Regions from separate parts of the Homo sapiens genome. Here region 1 is linked to region 2. A link is an interaction called in ENCODE POLR2A ChIA-PET data of the cell type or tissue named here. Cell type or tissue: OCI-LY7. All regions are shown on one strand. Each heading gives the region's core, and the rest is flanking DNA. Links, peaks and the distances in the headings are about the cores only.

Evidence for each region. Peaks named below come from ENCODE experiments on the same cell type or tissue, not always from the same donor. Only the 100,000 strongest peaks of a DNase experiment are listed, where the experiment ranks them.
Region 1: POLR2A ChIA-PET joins it to region 2 with 19 read pairs; 5 of 35 experiments call an interaction of 5 or more read pairs at or near these places.

What each region holds. Positions count from the first base shown.
Region 1 is chr2:61,590,136-61,598,525 of GRCh38, reverse strand. No RefSeq gene overlaps it. Among named protein-coding and RNA genes, the nearest start is that of XPO1, 56 kb to the right of the region's middle. RefSeq lists enhancers at 133-698, 1,263-1,827. In OCI-LY7, for the core only: no CTCF peak of the experiment used is centred there; no DNase peak of the experiment used is centred there.
Region 2 is chr2:61,770,081-61,778,470 of GRCh38, reverse strand. No RefSeq gene overlaps it. Among named protein-coding and RNA genes, the nearest start is that of FAM161A, 80 kb to the left of the region's middle. In OCI-LY7, for the core only: no CTCF peak of the experiment used is centred there; DNase peaks (open chromatin) are centred at 2,310 and 3,940; H3K4me3 peaks cover 848 bases; H3K27ac peaks cover 1,384 bases.

The sequences.
Region 1 (8,390 bases), core at 244-8,243, 180 kb after region 2:
GTGCACTCACCATTGCTCCATCTGTAAGGGCGCACCCTTCTATAGAAGTACATTGCCTTGCTAAGAATTAAAAATAAAATTTTATATTCGAGTGCTATTTCTTTTGTGGCACCGAAACTTTATTTATAACACCATGTAAAGCAGCATATCTACAGATTCTAGGAACATCTTTGGGAGGCCATTATTCTGCCTACTACAATCAAATTTCCAAAAAGATATTCATAGGAAGCTAATATATTGAGTATGAATATTAGCACATATGTAAAATAAGAAAATATTACTTTTATTCCCAAATTTGGGCTTCCATTCAACTAAAGTGATAGGAATGTAATAATCAATCACTGTTGAGGGCAGCCTATGTGGTACCTGGGATACCAGAAGAGCTCACATTTCTAGCCTGTAATGCCCAAAAATCCCGGCCTTAGGCCATGTGGTCCCCTACCATGCAATAGTACTCTATTCCATGGGGTGTGGGCATTTTTGCCCAAGCAGAACACCTTGAGGTCCTAAACACCAGCATCCACTCTAAAGTCTTTACCCCTCCCTGGGTCCCCAAAATAGTAATAAAGTTCATGAGACTCCAGGACCCTTCCTTGTCTTCCCCACTCCCACTTCATTCCTCTCCCAGGCAGATAGCTCTCTCTTTCTTCCCTCCCTTTCTCCACTGGTTTTAACACTTTTACAAAAGACCGGAAGAGCGTTTGGCTTTAAGCGGCTATTGGCTTTCCCTCTTGCAAAATTCCTAGGAAGGGAATTACAAAAGACCTAGACACAAAGGACCTGTGTAGAGTGGGGCGAGCGGGGTTGTGTGGGGGCTGAGAAATACTGTAGTGAGCAAAACACACTGCTACAATTAATAAATTAACATCACAAAAAACTGTCCTGTCACATAAATATAGCCTACTATTTTATCTTTTTCTACCAGGATCTATTTTTGTTTTTTTAATTTTTAGTAGAGACAAGATTTCGCCATGTTGGCCAACATGGTCTCAAACTCCTGGCCTCAAGTCATCCACCTGCCTTAGCCTCCCAAAGTACTGAGATTACAGGTGTGAGCTACCAGACCCAGCCATGATCTATTTCCATTTCGATGACTTCTTTCCTCTTCTGTACAAATAGAACTGGTAAATTCTGACTCTTTCGTAGTCTTTTCTTTTTTTTAAGGTTCTTTATAAACCTTGAAACTTCTGTTTGCATTTGTCATATACCTGTGGATTTTTTTTTTTTTTCCTTTTGTGGGGGTTGGGGAGTGGCGGATAAAGCAGGCTCTCCATTTATTGCCCAGGCTAGAGTGCAGTGGCTCACTGCAGCCTCAGACCTCCTGGGCTTAAGCCATTTGCTTGCCTCAGCCTCCCAAAGTGCTGGGATTATAGGTGTCAGCCACCATGCCCAGCCCTTGTGAATGTTTCTAATACTAAGTTTTATCTATACTAGCTAATTTAACCTGTCTGCTCGCTTAAGAGATTTGTGGACACACCTTAATCTATTAGTGAGATATTTACAAAATAATAGATTAGGCTAGGATGGATTCTTTCTGTCTGAAGATAACAAATCTATATTTGTGTATGTGTATGTATGTTTGGTGCTCTTATTTTTATTATTATTTTTTATCGTTTTTTGAGGCAGCGTGTCCCTCTGTCGCCCAAGCTGGAGTCAATGGCGTGATCTCTGCTCGCTGCAACCTCTGCCTCCCAAGCTCAAGTGATTCTCATGCCTCAGCCTCCCACGTAGCTGGGATCACAAGCATGCACCACCAGGCCTGGCTAATTTTTTGTATTTTTAGCAGAGACAGTGTTTCACCATGTTGGCCAGCCTGGTATTGAGCTCCTGGCCTCAGGTGATCTGCCTGCCTTGGCCTCTAAAAGTGCTGGAATTACAGGTATGAACCACCGTTCCCGGCCCTTTGTGCACTTATTTTTAGTTATTATTTTTATTATTATTATTGTGGCAAAATGTACATAAAATACAGATTACCATTTTAAAGTGTACAGCTCAGTGGCTTTAAATACAATGTTGTCCAACCATCACTATCTAGTTCCAGAAATTTTTTTATCACCCCAACTGGAATCCTGGTACTCATTTTTTTTGTTGCTTATTTTTATTTATTTATTTATTTATTTTATTTTATTTTTTTTTTTTTTGAGACGGAGTCTCGCTCGCTCTGTCACCCAGGCTGGAGTGCAGTGGCATGATCTAGGCTCACTGCAAGATCTGCCTCCCGGGTTCATGACATTTTCCTCCCTCAGCCTCCAGAATAGCTGGGACTACAGGTGCCCGCCACCAAGCCTGGCTAATTTTTTGTATTTTTAGTAGAGATGGGGTTTTACCATGTTAGCAGGATGGTCTCGATCTCCTGACCTCGTGATCTGCCCGCCTCGGCCTCCCAGAGTGCTGGGATTACAGGCGTGAGCCACCGCGCCTGGCCTATTTTTTTTTTTTTTTTTTTAAGAAATGAGGTCCCGCTCTGTCAACCAGGCTGGAGTGCAGAGGCACTATCATAGCTCACTGCAGCGTCAAACTCATTGGCTCAAGCGATCCTCCTGCCTCAGCCTCCCAAGTAGCTGGAATTACAGGTGTGTACCACGATGCTCAGCTATTTTTTAAGCAGTCATTCCTTGATGTCCCCCTCAATCTTGTATTTGTAGAGTTTCTCTAGTAATTTTTTTCATCCAGTATAATACATTCACAATCTAAAATACATAAGGCCAGGCATGGTGGCTCATGCCTGTAATCCCAGCACTGTGGCAGGCCGAGGAGGGTGGATCACTTGAGGTCAGGAGTTCGAGACCAGCCTGGCCAACATGGTAAAACCCCGTCTCTACTAAAAATACAAAAATTAGCTGGGTGTGGTGGCGCATGCCTGTAATCCTAGCTACTGGGGAGGCTGAGACCCAAGAATTGCTTGAACCTGGGAGGCGGAGGTTGCAGTGAGCCGAGATCATGCCACTGCACTCCAGCCTGGGCAACAGAGCAAGACTCCATCTTAAAAAGTAAAAATAGAATACATAAATTTCCAGCCAGGCCTATAATCCCAGCACTTTGGGAGGCCAAGATGTTCAGATCGCTTGAGCTCAGGAGTTTGAGACCAGCCCGGCCAACATGGTGAGACCCTGTGTCTACTAAAATACAAAAAATTAGCCCGGCATGGTGGCAGGCACCTGTAGTCCCAGCTACTCAGGAGGCTGAGGCAGGAGAATCACTTGAACCCCGGAAGAAGACGTTGCAGTGAGCCAAGATCGTGCCACTGCACTCCTGCCTGGGTGACAGAGGGTGACTCTGTCTCAAAAAAGAAAAAAAAAAACAACATAAGATTTCCCACTATTTCGCACTCTACCTTGTTTCTCTGGAGTGTGCTTCCGCAGTTCCTTATGCAGATGTAAGCAAAATTCTCCTCATTTTTACACAGAACGTACCATCTTAAAAAGTTTTGAACTTTGCATCTTTTTTCACTTAAAAATACATCCTTGGCCAGGTACAGTGGCTCAAGCTTGTAATCCCAGTACTTTGGGAAGCTGAGGCAGGGGGATTGCTTAAGCCTGGGAGTTAGAGATCAGCCCACACAACATGGCAAGACCCTGTCTCTACAAAAGCAAGAAAAATTATCCAGGCGTAGTGGTGCACACCTGTAGTCCCATTTACTCAGGAGACTCAGGTGGGGGGATCACTTGAGCCCAAGAGGTGGAGGTTGCAGTAAGCTCTGATTGTGCCACTGCACTCCAGTCTGGGTGACAGAACAAGTCCCTATCTCTAAAAAGAAAAAAAAAATGGCATTTTACATATAAGGTAACCGTAAGTCCTGTTTTGTTTGGGAAAGACCCTGTTATGTGTTATGCCTGCTTTTTAAATGTTTGAGAAATTATATGATCACTCTTTTTTTTCTTTATTTTACTCTTAGTTCTGGGATACAAGTGCAGAATGTACAGGTTTGTTACATAAGTATACATGTGCCATCGTGGTTTGCCGCACCTATCAAGCCATCCTCTAGGTGTTAAGCCCCGCATGCATTAGGTATTTGTCTTAATGCTCTCCCTCCCCTTGCCCCCTACCCCCGACCTATGTGTGATGTTCCCCTTCCTGTGACCACGTGTTCTCATTGTTCAACTCCCACTTATGAGTGAGAACATGCGGTGTTTGGTTTTCTGTTCCTGTATTTGCTGAGAATGATGGTTTCCAGTTTCATCCATGTCCCTGCAACGGACATGAGCTCATTGTTTTTTATGGCTGTATAATATTCTATGGTGTACATGTGCCACATTATCTTTATCCAGCCTATCATTGATGGGCATTTGAGTTGGTTCCAAGTCTTTGCTATTGTAAATAGTGCTGCAATAAACATATGTGTGCATGCGTCTTTATAGTAGAACGATTCATAATCCTTTGGGTATATACCCAGTAATAGGGCTGCTGGGTCAAATGGTATTTCTGGTTCTAGATCCTTGAGGAATCGCCACATTGTCTCCCACAATGGTTGAACTAATTTACACTCCCATCAACAGTGTAAAAGCTTTCCTATTTCTCCACAGCCTTGCCAGCATCTGTTGTTTCCTGACTTTTTAATAATCACCATTCTAACTGGCATGAGATGGTATCTCATTGTGGTTTTGATTTGCATTTATCTAATGACCAGTGATGATGAGCTTTTTTTCACGTTTGTTGGCTGCATAAATGTCTTCTGTTGAGAAGTGTCTGTTCATATCCTTCGCCCACTTTTTGATAAGGTTGTTTGTTTTTTTCCTTGTAAATTTGTTAAAGTTCCTTGTAGAGTCTGGATATTGGACTTTTGTCAGATAGGTAGATTGCAAAACTTTTCTTCCATTCTTAGGTTGCCTGTTCACTCTGATGATAGTTTCTTCGTTGTGCAGAAGCTCTTTAGTTTAATTAGATCCCCTTTGTCAATTTTGGCTTTTCTTGCAATTGCTTTTGATGTTTTAGTCATGAAGCCTTTGCCCATGCCTATGTCCTGAATGGGATTGCCTAGGTTTTCTTCTAGGGTTTTTATGGTTTTGGGTTTTACATTTAAGTCTTTAATCCATCTTGAGTTAATTTTTGTATAAGGTGTAAGGAAGAGGTCCAGTTTCTGTTTTCTGCAAGTGGCTAGCCAGTTTTCCCAGCATCATTTCTTAAATACGGACTCCTTTCCCCCATTGCTTATTTTTGTTAGGTTTGCCAAAGATCAGATGGTTGCAGATGTGTGGTGTTATTTCTGAGGTCTCTGTTTTGCTCCATTGTTCTATATATCTGTTTTGGTATCAGTACCATTCTGTTTTGGTTACTGTAGCCTTGTAGTATAGTTTGAAGTCAGATACGTGATGCCTCCAGCTTTGTGCTTTTTGCTTAGAATTGTCTTGGCTATACAGGTTCTTTTTTGGTCCCATATGAAATTTAAAGTAGTTTTTTCTAACTCTACAAAGAAAGTCAAAGGTAGCTTGATGGGAATAGCATTGAATCTTTAAATTACTTTGGGCAGTATAGCCATTTTTTTGTATCTTTAGTAGAGAAGGGGTTTCACCATCTTGGCCAGGCTGGTCTCAAACTCATGACCTCATAATCCACCCGCCTCGACCTCCCAAAGTGCTGGGATTACAGACATGAGCCACCACGCCCAGCCTGAAAATTCTTTTCTTTAAGAATGTTGAATATTGGCCCCCACTCTCTTCTGGCGTGTAGGGTTTCTGCAGACAGATCTGCTGTTAGTCTGATGGGCTTCCCTTTGTAGGTAACCTGACCTTCCTCTCTGGCTGCCCTTAACATTTTTTCCTTCATTTCAACCTTGGAGAATCTGACTATTATGTGTCTTGGGGTTGCTCTTCTTCAGGAGTATCTTAGTGGTGTTTCTGTATTTCCTGAATTCGAATGTTGGCCTGTCTTGTTAGGTTGGGGAAGTTCTCCTGGATAATATCCTGAAGTGTGTTTTTCAGCTTGGCTCCATTCTCCCCGTCAGTTTCAGGTACCCTAGTCAATCGTAGGTTTGGTTTTTTCACATAGTCCCATATTGCTTGGAGGCTTTGTTCGTTCTTTTTCATTCTTTTTTCTCTAATCTTGTCTTCACACCTTATTTCAGTGAGGTGATCTTCAATCTCTGATATCCTTTCTTCCGCTTGATCGATTTGGCTATTGATATTTGTGTATGCTTTATGAAGTTCTCATGCTGTGTTTTTCAGCTCCATCAGGTCATTTATGTTCTTCTCTAAACTGGTTATTCTAGTTAGCAGTTCCTATAACCTTTCATCAAGGTTCTTAGCTTCCTTGCATTGGGTTAGAACATGCTCCTTTAGCTCAGAGGAGTTTGTTATTACCCACCTTCTGAAGCCTACTTCTGTCAATTTGTCAATCTCATTCTCGGTCCAGTTTTGTGCCCTTGCTAGAGAGGAAAGGAGTTGCAATCATTTGGAGAAGAGGCATTCTGGTTTTTGGAATTTTCAGTGTTTTGGGGCTGGTTTTTCCTCATCTTCGTGGATTTATCTACCTTTGATTTTTGAGGCTGATGACCTTTGGATGGGGATTTTTTGTGAGGGTCTTTTTTGTTGATGTTGGTGTTGTGCTTTCTGTCTGTTAGTTTTTCTTCTAATAGTCAGGCCCCTGTTCTGCAGGTCTGCTACAGTTTGCTGGAGGTCTATTCCAGACCCTATTCACGTGGGTATCACCAGTGGAGGCTGCAGAACAGCAAAGATTGCTGACTGCTCCTTCCTCTGGAAGTAGTTTCTTCCTAGAGGGGCACTGGCCTGAGGCCAGACGGAGCTCTTCTTTATGAAATGTCTGTCGACCCCTGTTGGGAGGTGTCTCCCAGTCAGGAGGCACCAGGGCCAGGGACCCACTTGAGGAAGCAGTCTGTCCCTTAGCAGAGCTGGAGCACTGTCCTTTTCTTTTTGTTTTTTTTTTTTGTGACACAGTCTGACTCTGTCACCCAGGCTAGAGTGCAGTAGAACAATCTTGGCTCACTGCAACCTCTGCCTCCTGGGTTCAAGCAATTCTCCTACCTCAGCCTCCTGAGTAGCTGGGATTACAGGCATGTGCCACCATACCTGGCTAATTTTTGTATTTTTAGTAGAGATGGGTTTTTGCCATGTTGGCTAGGCTGGTCTCAAACTCCTGACTGCAGGTGATCCACCTGCCTCAGCCTCCCAAAGTGCTGGGATTACAGGTGTGCACCACTGCACCCAGCCAATTATATGATCACTCTACATGGGGTTTGCAGCCCACTTTTTTTTTTTTTCACACACGGTTACACTCTGTTTCCTGGGCTGGCGTGCAATGGTGTGATATCTGTTGCCCCCCTTCCTTTTTTTTTTTTTTTTTTTTGAGATGGAGTCTCGCTGTGTCGCCCAGGCTGGAGTGCAGTCGTGCGATCTCCGCTCACTGCAAGCTCCGCCTCCCAGGTTCACGCCATTCTCCTGCCTCCTGAGTAGCTGGGACTACAGGCGCCTGCCACCACACCCAGCTAATTTTTTGTATTTTTAGTAGAGACGGGGTTTCACCATGTTAGCCAGTATGGTCTCGATCTCCTGACCTCGTGATCTGCCCACCTCAGCCTCCCAAAGTGCTGGGATTACATGCGTGAGCCACCGCGCCCAGCACACTTTTTATTGAATACAAATTATAGGAAGTTTTAGAAGCTGTGTCCATAGTTGACTAGTTAATAAATATTTCTTGATTGAGCCACTATGGGTCTCAGGTTATAGTGAAATATATAATAATGTACAAGTGATCTCTAGCCTATTGTTAATCTTGAAAATTAACTGGAATGTGTTATTTATCCACCTCACAGAAGTGCTCAGAAATAAATAATAAATTATCAATTATATTTGAAGGTGCTACTTTGTTTTGGAAAACAAGTTGGCTACAACAATTTATTTTTTGTTTTTTTAGAGACAAGGTCTCACATTCACAGGCTGGTGTGTGGGGCATGTGGAATGAGTATAACTCACTACAGTCTGGAACTCCTGAGCTCAAACCATTCTCCTGCCTCAGCCTCTGGAGTAGCTGGTACTAGAGCATACATCATCATGCTCAGCTAATTTTTCTTCTTCCTCTTCTTCCTCTTCTTCTTCTTCCTTCTTCTTCCTTCTTCTTTCCTCTTTCTCTTCCTTTTCTTCTTCCTCTTTTATTATCCCCATTGTTAAGCACACTCAGCTAATTTAAAATATTTTTTTGTAAAGAGAGGGTCTGGCTACTATGCTCAGACTACTCTTGAATTCCTGGCCTCAAGCAACCCTCCTGCCTTTGACTCCCAAGGTGCTGGAATTACAGGCGTGAGCCACTTCACGGGGCCAAGAAATTTATTTCACACACATATGTACACAGATATTCAAATGTGATTACTAGAAACTATCCATTGTAACATTTAATAGCAAAAACTGGAAAAAAACAACATAAATGTTCATTAAGAGGGG
Region 2 (8,390 bases), core at 137-8,136:
GAAGAAGGGGTCAGAGGGCACCTTGCCTGTAGTGGACAAGGGTCCTGAACAGCCCTCCGTATTTATTTGGCAAAAGAGATAGAGACAAGTGGGGGTGTGGAAGAAGAGGTCAGCTGCTCGGTCTAGAGTAGGCTTGCAAGACCACATTCCTTGAACAGTAGGCTCTAGTTGTCCCAGTAGATAACTTCAAGGAGCCCGGTGCCAGGGAGTGATTGCCCTCAGCAAACCTCCTGGCAGCAGGCACAGTCGTGAGTTTGCTCACATCCTGCATTCATGATAAACAGTTTGCTGTTTGATCATATAGCCTCCAGTGGTCACGATCTCTTTGTCCTTTTCAGCTCCCAACAGGCATGATCGTGGCTCACTGTAAACTCTGCTTCCCAGGTTCAAGTGATTCTCCTGCCTCAGCCTCCCAAGTAGCTGGTATCACAGACACGTGTCATCACACCTAGCTAATTTTTGTGTTTTTAGTAGAGATGGGGTTTCACCATGTTGGCCAGGCTGGTCTCAAACTCCTGACCTCAGGTGATCCTTCCACCTCGGCCTCCCAAAGTGCTGGGATTACAGGCGTAAGCCACCGTGCCTGGCCAAAAACCTTTTTCTACATCACAGTCTTTCTCCTCTCTGGGACTCTAATAATTTACGTGAGGCATTTTAGTACTATCCTACAGATCCCCAAGGCTCTGTTCTTCCTATTTTTTAAGTAATTTTTTCTCTCAGTTGTTCAGATCAGTAATTCTATTATGTACCTTCTAGGTCACTGACTCTTTCCTCTGCCATCTCCATTCTGTTCTGAGCCCATCCAGTGGGTTTTAAATTTTGGCTATTGTATTTTTCAGTTCTCAAATGGAAAAACTGAATACAATAGAAATAGGAAATCATGGCCAGGTGTGGTGGCTCACGCCTGTAATCCCAGCACTTTGGGAGGCTGAAGTGGGCAGCCTCACCTGAGGTCTGGAGTTTGAGACTAACCTGACAAACATGGTGAAACCCCATCTCTACTAAAAATACAAAAATTAGCTGGGCTTGGTGGCAGGTGCCTGTAATCCCAACTACTTAGGAGGCTGAGGCAGGAGTATTGCTTGAATCCAGGAGGCGGAGGTTGCAGTGAGCTGAGACTGCCCCATTGCACTCCAGCCTGGGCAACAAGAGTAAAACTCTGTCCTAAAAAAAAAAAAAAAAAAAAAAAAAAAGGGAAATCTTTGCCAAGACTTTCTTTTTTTTATGTTTTCATTTATTTCAAGGATGTTTTGGAATATTTTTATAACACCTACTTTAATGTCTTTGTCAGATAATGCCAACATCTGTGTCATCTTAGTGTTAGTGTCTATCAATTATCTTTTCCCAGTTTAGATTTTTCTGGTTTCTCAAATGCTGAGTAATTTTAGATTGTATCCTGGATATTTTGAATATTATGCTACGAGACTAGAGGTTTTGTTTAAATCCTGGAGTGAATGTTGACATTTTTGTGTTAGCCATAATCAGTCAGGTTGGGATTAGACTGTAAACTCCAATTAGACTTCTCTAGGTTGTAATTTTAATATCAGTTCTGTTTTTAAAGGCTTTGCAGTGTTATTTGGATCAGTCCTGAATGTTCTTGACCCAGTGGTCAGTCAAGGTCTGAGGCAGGAACTGTGTAGTTCAGTTCTCACAGCCTGTGGTACAGTGTTGAGGATCAGATCCACACATGTACAGCTTGGGAGTTACCTCAGAAATCATAAACTTTTGCTCCTTCCTCTACTCAATTTCCTAGTTTTATCCCAATTCCTTGGGGCTCCCTTTTATAGTTCTCTGATCAGAAAACTTGGGTTTTGTTTTTCATTTTATTTTTGAGACAGAGTCTCTCTCTGTTGCCCAGGCTGAGGTGTGCAATCTCAGCTCACTGCAGCCTTGACCTCCGGGCTCCAGAGATCCTCTCACCTCAGCCTCCTGAGTAGCTGGGACTACAGGCACGCACCACCACACCCAACGGATTTTTGTATTTTTTGTAGAGACAGTGTCTCACTGTGTTGCCCAGGCTGGTCTCGAACTCATGGGCTCAAGTGATCCTCCCACCTCGGCCTCCCAAAGTGCTGGGATTATAGGAATGAGCTGCTGTGCCCAGCCAAGTACATACGCTACTTTTCTGTTCACTTTCCGTAACTACGCTTATGTCTGGAGCGAGGCAGTGGGAGGACAGAGATGAAAAAAGAAAGCAGTGGGGGTTTGCCATTTACCCTACTCTGATTTTTGGGAACACAGCACCTCTGATCAGAGAGGAAAGTTCTCTTTTCTCAAAGTTTTAGGCACCTGCCTGCTCCTCTTACCATTAATGTCATTTTCACTTCTGCTTTTATAGGATTACTTGAGGTTTGGGTGCTAGAGAATGGAGAAAAGAAAAACAAAACAAAACAAAAAACAAAGCACATGAGATTTCCCCCACTTTGTCTGTATATTAGGAAACTCTTTTTCCACCCCTCAAGCCAGATCTAGAAGCCTTCTCCTGGAGCTCTTTCTGTCCACACTGATTTGGACTTCAGGCTTTTGGGCTGCACAAGTCCAGACTAGGGATATCAGAGGGGAAAAAATGGTAAGCTCTCTGCATGTTCAGTGGTACTTCATATTCATGCCTTCTTCTCCAACCTTTCTGTTTCGATTTACTTTTCAGTCCTCAAGTTTGGGAGCCATGCATTCTTTCCAGGTTAATAGCTACATTCAGTAGGAGAGATAGGTTGGGATTTGCTCACTCCATCTTACTTGGAACTAGAAACTTCCTAAAGCAGTGATGTTACAAGAAGATAATTTGAATTACAGTTTTCTAGTTTTACAATATTTTAAAGCTGATTGAATATAAATAATTTAAAAATATATTTCCAGGCCCAAATATTAACATTATAATTTAAACTACTGGATCCATCATTGACCCTTTTAATAATTGGAAGGTTTAAGACTCCCACACTCAATATATTAGAAAAATAATACATTCATGTTCATTCTCCCATTTTTTGTGTTTCTCTTTCAATATAGCACATTTACTACTAATGCTCATTTATCCCATCAAAAATGTCACATAAAAACTGGAATAATTCAGAAATTTGGAGTGGGATTCATTTACGATTTATAAGTTACCTGGTAGAGTTTGACTTATAAGAAAGCACATTGTGAGGGCCGGGTGTGGTGGCTCACGCCTGTAATCCCAGCAATTTGGGAGGCCAAGGCGGGCGGATCACCTGAGGTTGGGAGTTCGAGACCAGCCTGACCAACATGGAGAAACCCTGTCTCTACTAAAAATACAAAATTAGCCGGGCATGGTGGCACACGCCTGTAATTCCAACTACCCGGGAGGCTGAGGCTGGAGAATTGCTTGAACTTGGGAGGCAGAGGTTGCAGTGAGCCAAGATCACACCATTGCACTCCAGCCTGGGTGATAAGAGTGAAACTCTGTCTCAAACAACAACAACAACAGCAAACAGTACATGGTGAGGCTAGGTGCAGTAGCTCATGTCTGTAATCCTATCCCTTTGGGAGGCTGAGGCAGGCAGATTGCTTGAGCTCGGGAGTTCGAGACCAGCTGGATAACATGGTGAAACCCTGTCTCTACAAAAAAAAAAGAAAATTAACTGGGCATGGTGGTGTGCACTTGTAGTCCCAGCTACTTAGGAGACTGAGGCAGGAGGATCACTTGAGCCTGGGAGGTCGAGGCTGCAGTGAGCCATGATGGTGCCACTGCACTCCAGCCAGGGTGACAGACTGAAACCCTGTCTAAAAAAAATTTTTTTAAATAAAGTACATAATGAAACATATATAAGGTTTAGTGTTAGCTAGGATTTGGCTCAGCTTTGAATGATGAAAAAAGAAAAACCCAGAATAACTGTAGCTTACATCATATATGTCTATTTTTCTCTTACATAAAGTAGGAAGTAAGTGCCCCAAGTTGGATATGGTGCTTCATTGTGTCAGAAACCCAGGTTCCTTCTTTCTGATGTTCTGCCATGAGTGACCTTGATTTCTTCCTATTTCTCTCATGATCTAAAATGGTTGTAACATAGCTCCAGCCATCTCAGGAAGAAGGAAGGGTAAAGGAGAAAGCACACAGTTCTTCTGTGTGCTTTTAAGGACACGTCCTGAAAGCTGTACATAATATTTCTGCTTATATCTTTTTGGCCAGAACATACTCACAAGGCTACACCTTGCCACAAGAAAGACTTGGAGATGTATTTATATTCTGGGCAGTTATATCCACTTAAAAGTTGAGGATGCTGTTACCATTGAAAGAGGAAGAATGATTTTGAGGGTCAACTAGTAATTTCTGCCACAAGACTGTGTCCCTAAGAAATCCTTATGTTGTAAATAGCGGAAACTAAATTCAAATTAGCATAAACAAAAAAGAAGATATATATATGCTTATTTAACTGAAAAGACAGAGGTAAAGGAAGCTTTAGAGCTAATTTGATTCAGGGGAATTTTTTCTTTTTTGAGACGGAGTCTTGCTCTGTTGCCCAGGCTGGAGTGCAATGGCTCGATCTCGGCTCACTGCAAGCTCCGCCTCCCAGGTTCAGGCGATTCTCCTGCCTCAGCCTCCCGAGTAGCTGGGATTACAGATGCCCGCCACCATGCCCGGCTAATTTTTGTATTTTTAGTAGAGACAAGGTTTCACCGTGTTAGCCAGGATGGTCTCGATCTCCTGACCTCAGATGATCGCCTGCCTCAGCCTCCCAAAGTGCTGGGATTACAGGCGTGAGCCACCGCACCCGGCCTGATTCAGGGCATTTTTAAGATCTTAATGTACCTGATATAGTTTGGGTATTTGTCCCCGTGCAAATCTCATGTTGAGAAGTAACCCACATGTTGGAGATGGGGCCTGGTGGGAGGGGAGGTGTTTGGTCATGGAAGTGGATTCCTCATGGCTTGGTGCTATCTTTGCAATAGTGAGTGAGAACTCACAAGATCTGGTTGTTTGAGTGTGTAGAACTCCCCACCCTGCCACTCCCTCTTGTTCCTGCTTTTGACGTGTGACATGCTTGCTCCCTCTTTGCTTTTCACCATGGGTAAAAGCTCCCTGAGGCCTCCCCAGAAGCTGAGCAGATACTGGCACCATGCATCCTGTGAAACCTGCAGAACCGTGAGCCAATTAAACTTCTTTTCTTCATAAATTACCCAGTCTCAAGTATTTCTTTATAGCAACACAAGAATGGCCTAATACTGTACCCAATTTCATTTTTCTAGTAGCTTACTGCTCTGTGAACTTCATTATAAGGCTAGCTTCCTTCTTTATGGCAAAATGTCCTCAGAAGTCACAAGCTTCACATCTGCACATAACAGTGCCCAGAAGGAAAGAAAGCGTTCAGTTCCGGTAGCTATTGTGACAAATTATCACAGTATGCCCAGACTGTCCTGGATTTTGCACTGAAATTTCTATGTTCAGGGAAATGTTGCAGTCCCAGGCAAACCACGATGGGTGGTTATCTACCTGGTAGTTCTCTCACAAGGATTCAGGACCTTCTTTTTCAGAGTCCCCCAGGTAACCTCTCATATCTCACTGGCTCAATTTGGGCATATTCCCCTTTAGCCCGGGGAATAGTAGGCACCGATTTGCTTAGACCTGGCAATTATTGTGAAAAGAGCCATAGAACTGCCTGATTAAATAAGCAAATCAGAGGTAATCTCTGAAAATAAGAACTCAATCATCCCCTACCCTATAATCACATGGCTGCAACACAAGTTGGGAGACACAGCTACAATGTCCATAAGACTGAACTAACATCATACTAGAAATGTTTAGCATTTATAAAGCAGAAGCCCCACATGACACCACATGACTTCCTATCTGAAAAGTCAATGAAATTCTATCAAGGGGAAATTGTTCTAGCTGTAGAAAAATGTGTTCATAGAGATTTTTGCTCATTTGTCTAAGCAAATCAGTGCCTAATATTCCCCTCAGTAAAGGGAACACGCTTCAAGTTGAGCCAATGAGATAAGAGAGAATATCTCGAGGACAGGTTGGCACAAAACTACGCTCATATTCATACAACAGTGGCCGCAGTAGCACTTGATATTATTTCACTTTCTTATGTCCTATGCTGAAGCTGGGGACAGCAAATAATTTGGTCAAAGTAGTCATGCTGAAATAAGGTTAAATGTAATTTTAAATAATCCCATATAAGACTGTGGTCTTTATGAGGTATTCTGTCTACTACTGACTCATATTTGGTACCCTTTATGTGGTGCTTCTCCTAAACGGGGATTATATATCCCCTTCCTGAGGAAATCAGTCATGTAATTTGCTTTGACCAGTAAAATGTGAGTGAACAGGACGTGTGTGAACTCCCTGGCAGGAGTTTGGAGAGCCAGTGGTTCGCTATGTTCTGCTTTCTCTCTGCCATGATGACCAAGTGTCCCAGTGTAGCATAAGTGGAAAAGAAATCTCTGTTCTAAGTCCTTGAGAATTGGAGGGCATTTCTTACTACAGAATCATTAGCCTACCCTGCACATGGTTTGCTTCCTTCAACATTCCTTTCTAGCCTCTTCTCTCTCCTGCTTTTGCTTTTTGTGTGTTTAGTTTCTCCCTTTGTATTTTACCACAGTCTTGCTCTTAGAATTTGAGTCAATGCAAAGCAGAGAAACAGTTAACTAGCCTGGAGCCTTGAAAGATTGTCTTGTTGTCCTACACTGGCCAGATACTTTCAAAAAGAATCTTGGGCATATTACCTCCTAGACAGAAAACTAGAAACCGAAGCATTAAACAAATGCTTACATTTAACTAGCTTTTAATTATTGACTTCACAGTAAACTCTTCAAATAAATTTATAAATGTAATTTTTTTAAAAAAACTATACATTTATAAATTTAAAACAATTTAAATTTATATTAGTCCAGCAACTTTTTTTTCTGTTCTCTATAACAATAATACTAACATAAAATAGGAAATGAAGGCTTTTAAAAATATTTAACACTCTGGTCCCTTGAAGAGAGAATATCAACAAGGCCGGGCACGGTGGCTCAGGCCTGTAACCCCAGCACTTTGGGAGGCTGAGGCGGGTGGACTGCCTGAGGTCAGGATTTCAAGACCAGCCTGGCCAACATGGCAAAACCCTGTCTCTAAAAAAAAAAAAAAAATTGGTTTGGTGTGGTGGCACATGCCTGTAGTCCCAGCTACTCAGGAGGCTTAGGCAAGAGAATTGCTTGAACCAGGGAGGCGGAGGTTGCAGTAAGCCGAGATAGTGCTACTGGACTCCAGCCTGGATGACAGAGCAAGACACTGTCTCAAAAATAAAAATAAAAAAAGAAAGAGAATGTCAACAACAACAAAAACCCTTCAATTATCTTCCAAGCTCACATGGAAAATGATTCTATCACTTCATGATTTTAAAGATTCCTAGATACCTGCCCTAGATATTCTGATTCAGTAGGTATTTTGGAAATTACTGTGTTCAATAACTAAATCACTAGCATCACTGGCACAAAGATGATTAGCCCTCAACCCTCAGGTTGTATCTTTCTCTTTCAAGTATTAGTCAGGAAACATTGGAATGCCTGCCACACCCTCAAATCTATGAGAAACTGCCCTGGCCACACTTCCAGCCAAGCAGAGTGACTGGGCTATTTCTTGAGTATGGAAGTTTTATTCCATATTACCTTGTATTCCTCTTCTGCTTTGCAGTGGACCAAAGGCAGCTAAGCTGCCCAAGCAGGAGGTGACAAATGATGACAAAGAAATAGGATTCTTTCTGAGTTTGGCCATCAGAACTGGGAAATGTGAAGAAAATTTAGTTGGCAATGACAGAAGTAGGGGAAAATGCCCCCAAGGGAAGTAGAGATCAAGAGAATAGCCGAATCATGTTAAGGGTGGAATACCACTCTTAAAGAGTCTCCAAACTGCAACTGAGGGATTACCAAAATAATCTGGTTTTAGAGATGGATCCTGTGATTTCTGTCTGCATGGGACTTGTCTGTGCTTTGATTACTGCTCTAGGATTTCTGTGGGATTCTTCTGTCTCTTATTGACTCACACAGCCTTGTAATAAATCTCCATTACTTGAGACAGCCTGAATAAGTCATTATTGCTAACATACTCATATTGTCATTCATTAGGACCTCCAATTTCTGTGGAACCTTACATTACTCTAAATCTGCAGTATTTCTCAAAGTGTTGTGTGAATTCCCTACCTCATACAATAATTTAGAGTTCCAGTCATCTCTGAATTATTGAATCCAGGGGTGGAGCACAAGAATACACATACTTTTAAATCAATAAACTTTATTTTTTTAATTTTAAATTAATTTTTTTTTAAGAGACAGGTTTTCACTATGTTGCCCAGGCTGGCCTCAAACTCTTGGGCTCAAGAGATCCTCCCACCTCAGCCTCCCAAGTAGCTGGGATGATAGGTGGGCACCACTATGCCTGGCTAGTA